Linked DNA regions of Homo sapiens: region 2 is linked to region 1. Evidence: chromatin loops called from intact Hi-C (ENCODE). Cell type or tissue: gastrocnemius medialis. All regions are shown on one strand.

Region 1 (2,500 bases):
GGAGGCCAAGGTGGGAGGATTGCTTAAGGCCAGGAGTTCGAGACTAGCCTGGGCAACATAGTGAAACTGTGTCTCTACAAAAATAAAAAATTAGGTGGGCATAGTGACACACACCTGTAGTCCCAGCTACTCAGGAGGCTGAGGTAGGAGAATCACTTGAGCCCAGAGATCAAGGCTGCAATGAGCTCTGATTGCACAATTTTACTCCAGCCTGGGCAGCAGAACAAGACCCTTTCTCAAAAAATAAAACTTTACAAAAAAGAGGATGTGACTTTTTATGATATGGGAGAGAAGGAGCTACTGTTACCAAATAAAATTAGCAAGTAGAAAGGAAAAAAGAAAATTACAGTAGATTATACAAGTTTAGCTATCAGAGTATGAAGTTTCTGAATCCAGGATTGTTATGCTGTCCCATGGTATAAGAGACCCAGGTTCTGTTTGTCTCATAGCTCTTCCAGCCTCAGCACAGGGCCATCCGCCTCATGGTCTAGGGTAGCTGCTTGAGCTCCGGCAATCACATGTGCATTTCAGCCAGCAGGTTGGAAGGAGAGCCAAGGGGCACACTCCCTTTAAGAACCCTTCCCTATGGTTGCACACAGTCCTTCTTATATCCCATTGACTAAAACTTGTTCACATGTTTATATCTATCTGCAAAGGAGTCTGGGAAATGTATCCTGAGTGGCCACGTGACATGCTTAGCCAAAACCCGGTGGTTCTCTTATCAAGGAAGAAAGAGTGAACAGCTATTGGGGGATAGTTTGCCACAGCTGCCTTAAGAGCAAATTTATGACAACTCAAAAGCCATAAAACAGATGACACTCACTTAGCTCTGGAATGCATATCAAGTGCCTGCTGTGTACAAGGCGCTGTGCCAGGCAGGGTCACAGCTGCTTGTCTTCATTTCCCAGGGCCGAGGAGAACGTCAGGTCTGTGGTGGGACATGGCCGAGGGCCGAGCTCCCCACACTGTAAGATGAGGGAGTCGGCTCCGTGAATTAATTGGGTAAGGAGCCAGATTTGCTCGCTAGCAGCCCAGATCCTGAATCTGAGCGTGCTTTTTTTTTTGTTTTTTGCTTATTTGAGATGAGGTCTTGCTCTGTTGCCCAGGCAGTGGCACAATCTCAATTCACTGCAGCCTCTGCCTCCCCAGATTCAAGTGATCCTCCCACTTCAGCCTCCTGAGTAGCTGGGACTACAGGCACACACCACCACGCCCGGCTAATTTTTGTATTTTTTCGTAGAGACAGGATTTCGCCATGTTCCCCAGGCTGGCCTCGAACTCCTGAGCTCAAGCGATCTGCCCACCTTGGCCTCCCAAAGTGCTGGGATTACGGGCATGAGCCATCACGCCTGGCCCTGGATCTGAGCTTTTAACCACCGAACTACACTGTCTGGAGGTCTGCAGCTTGGGGCTGTGGTTCTGGCCCTCCTCCTGGCACTGTCCTGGCCCCCAGTGGCCGCTGACTAGGCTGGGCCTGCTGGCAGCTCCTGGCACCACGCCGTGTTGGTCAGCAGGGATTCTGGCCAAGGGCTGACCAGGGCAGAGTAGGCGCTGGGGCTGGGAGCAGCTGACAGTGAGGAGAGGCCAGTCCAGGGCTCAGGGAAGATTCTGGTGACAAGCAGGATCAGGTGGCTCTGGCATTGGATCCAGGCCTGTGACTGTGTCTTGCCCAGAGGATAAGAAACAAACTCAGTAGTTCACGTTGGTTTTCAAACGGTGAGTATAGAAATCAATGTGTGGGTGGTGTGTTAAGGAAAAAGATTAAACAGAAAGAAAAAACAGAGGACTTAAGTAGAATAGAAAATAGCAAGAGTGGGCCAAACACAGTGGCTCACATCAGTAATCCTAGTGCTTTGGGAGGCCAAGGTGGGAGGATCACTTGAGGCTGGAAGTTCAAGACCAGCCTGGCCAACATAGTGAGACTCTGTCTGTACAAAAATAAAAAACTTTAGCCGGGCATGGTGGCATGGACTGCTCTGGAGGCTGAGGCGGGAGGATCACCTGAACCCAGCTGTTGGAGGCTACAGTGAGCTGTGATCACACCACTGCACTCCAGCCAGGGCAACCTGTCTCTAAAAATAACATTTAAAAAAAAAAAATAGCAAGAGCGCATTATACAAAGTAAGGCTAAGCACAATTTCTTGAAATTTTACTGTCCATTTTATAAGCATGTAGTGGGTTAGGATATAAATATATTTCCTGCTTCGGTAGCCAGAGTACCAAAGCCTTGGCTCTAGAAGACTGTGCACCTGATGGACAGCACTGTCAAAAAAATTGGAATTATTGGTTTGATGTAAAAAAATTTTTAAACTAATTTACTTACTATTTTGTGTCTAAAGCAATCCAGCTTTGTAAAAAAGTTAAAGCAGTATAGAAACATACAAAGTTTTAAAAAGCTGGCCAGGCTCAGTGGCTCATATCTGTAATTCTAGCACTTTGGGAGGCCAAGACGGGCAGATCACTTGAGGTCAGGAGTTCAAGGCCACTGTGGCCAACATGG
Region 2 (2,500 bases), 710 kb before region 1:
CCAGTCTTGCTGACACCTCCCCAGACCCCTGGCACCCACCAGACTCCCCAGGCGTGGCTGTGTGCTCCCCTATGCCTGAAGACAAACGGTGGCCTCAGTGTAGAGGTGGGCACTGTGGCCCCTGGCTCCTGGCTTGCTCCTGCCTCAGTTTCCCCAGCTGTAAATTGGGGATTATCACTGGCTTCAAAGGCTGGAGTGGAAAGTGGTGGCCAAGAGGTGCCAAGAGGTGGTGCAAGCGTGTGCCCTACCTTGGACACCCCTCTCCAGGGGGTGGCTCTCACCCTGGCCTGGGCCCTCGGGGGTCTGCACAGCCCACCCTTCTGTGTGAAGGCGGCTGGTACACATTCCTGGGCAAGATTCTGCACATTCTGCTGGATTATGAAAGAGGTCTGTGACCCAAGGAAAAAGGGTCAGAAGTGCCCGTTAGGCTCTCCTGTGTGGCTCAGGTCATGTGCTTCTGTGAACTCGCCCTAGGGCCTTGCCCCGAATCCCGTGATGCAGCGTGACCTGCCCAGGCGCTGGCGGCACTTTCATGTCTGGCTGGGAAAGTCGGATTTCAGCACTAATCACTGGCTGCCGCCTGCAATGAGCCCACGGCTTGAGCTCTGGGGCCCACCCAGCTCCTTAAACACGCAGAACCTTTGCTAGCTGAGCCAGGGTCCCAGCTGTGGGGGGTTGGGGATGGAGGGGTGCAGGGATCCCAAAACCCAACCCGGGGCCAGGTTTTACACAGGCCTGGACTGAGAAGTGGGGCTACAGGCTACAGGTGCTTGATACCCCGGGGGGGCCCTGGAACAGGCCTGGACTGAGAAGCGGGGCTACAGGTTACAGGTGCTGGATACCCCAGGGGGGTGCTGGACACACCAGGGGGGCGGATAGAGGCAGCCAGGCAGCCTGAAGACCCTGGGGCAAAACACACACAGGCCCCCTCTGCTCTCTGGTCACTGCTAACTGGCCAACTGGCCTTTGAGTCCACTGACCACAGCTAAGCCCACAGCCATCAAAACCCACCCCTTACACCCTTCACCCTTTAGGGAGGGGCTCAGAGACAGTTGTGGCGATTCCTACTTCCACCCACAGCCCCCCGACCCTGGGCCTGTGCCGAGTGTGGGTGGGTGACATCATCTTGCACCCAGAGCTCCAGACTAAAGGAAACCCTGGCTCCTGTCTCTGGCTCTTCCCTCCCTCTCTTTGTTCCCTTGCTCCTTTCTTTTTGCCAAAGGAGAAGACAGTGAGGCTGAGGGCTGCTCAACATGCACAGTGAGCAGGAGATACAAGCACGTGGAGGGACGGTCACAGCCCGTGCAACTGGCACCTTCACACACGGAGGCCTGTGATTCCCAGACACCTGGCGCTGGGGCAAATCCCATTCCACAGCCAGAAACAGGCTCGGCAGGGCCAGGTGGATTTCTCAAAGCCTTGGTTGCTTTTGGCCTGACGCTAGCTGGACAATGTCTCAGCTCACAGGTTCCTAAACGCACACCCGCCCACACCAATCTGCTGAGGAGTGACAGCCATGGGGAGGAGACCCACCTCACTCCAGGGACCCTGGCACCGTCTCCCATGAGGCCAGGTGTCCTCAGCCACCCGCAGCCAGAGTCCCGCGAGACCGATGGACGGCCTGCCCCTGCGTGACGGCACGCCTGGGACTGTCCCAGCAGGCTCCCATGCTTCACCCAACTGGGACAGGGAAACAGGAGGGGGCTACTTCTGCTTTCAAGGCATGGAGGAGCTGTCTGCAGGCCACTTCCCGAACACCTATGCGCTTGGGGAACTGACTGAGACTGAGCCGGGGTATCTTCTCCACGATGTGGTGAGCCCATCAGGCCCTTCTTCTGAGAGCACCTCCCTGGAGGTGGAAGCCCCTGAGGCCCACAGCATCTTCTGAACCTGTGAGTTCCCACTTACTGAGAGCTCGCCTGGGCCAGTGCCAGTCCACGGCTGTGGCCGGGACTTTGAGTAGATGCTACCCTACTTGCTATGCAGAGCCAGCTGGGGCCCAGGGAGGTCAGATAAACTGCCCAAACCAAATCCAGGCCCAGCCAGAATCTCAACTCCAGCCTTTGCGCCTTCTGATAAAACCCAGCATTGCTTGAATTTCCAGTACACGCTGCCAAGTCTTCATCAAGCAATAAATAACCCACACAACCCTACTGTCATGCCAAGTTCCATATGGCCATCCAGAAAGAGACACATGGAGCTGGTTCCTCTCATCTTTATGACCCGTGAAAAGCGCACCAACACGAAGACACGCGTGAAAGGACCTCATCTCCTAACCAGACTGACAAGCAAGGGATTTTTTCCACTCACCGTCAGTGGGATGGTTCTAAGCACCGAGGCCAACCCATTTCACACGATTATTTCACAAAAAGAAACTTTCTGTGGGACGTGCCTGGGCGACTGAAAAGACAGCCAGCAAAACTGAGAACCTTGTTCGCAAATCCGTACCCTCTCCCAAGGCAGCCTCAGAGGCCCGAGGGCTGAGGATCCAGACCCGAAA

What was found. Hi-C counts contacts between places; a loop is a spot of excess contacts. Peaks named below come from ENCODE experiments on the same cell type or tissue, not always from the same donor. Only the 100,000 strongest peaks of a DNase experiment are listed, where the experiment ranks them.
Region 2: it touches region 1 in a loop (3-fold over the local background); 2 of 110 quality-filtered maps call a loop at or near these places.

Annotation. Positions count from the first base shown.
Region 1 is chr16:22,219,390-22,221,889 of GRCh38, forward strand. All of the region lies in intron 1 of EEF2K (eukaryotic elongation factor 2 kinase), which reads left to right. Among named protein-coding and RNA genes, the nearest start is that of EEF2K, 14 kb to the left of the region's middle. In gastrocnemius medialis, a CTCF peak has its summit at 1,402 (motif pointing left); DNase peaks (open chromatin) are centred at 862 and 1,582; H3K4me3 peaks cover 852 bases; H3K27ac peaks cover 2,500 bases.
Region 2 is chr16:21,512,270-21,514,769 of GRCh38, forward strand. No RefSeq gene overlaps it. Among named protein-coding and RNA genes, the nearest start is that of MIR3680-1, 7.4 kb to the left of the region's middle. RefSeq lists enhancers at 1-4, 5-840, 1,755-1,844. In gastrocnemius medialis, no CTCF peak of the experiment used is centred here; DNase peaks (open chromatin) are centred at 502, 1,312 and 1,952; H3K4me3 peaks cover 984 bases; H3K27ac peaks cover 2,500 bases.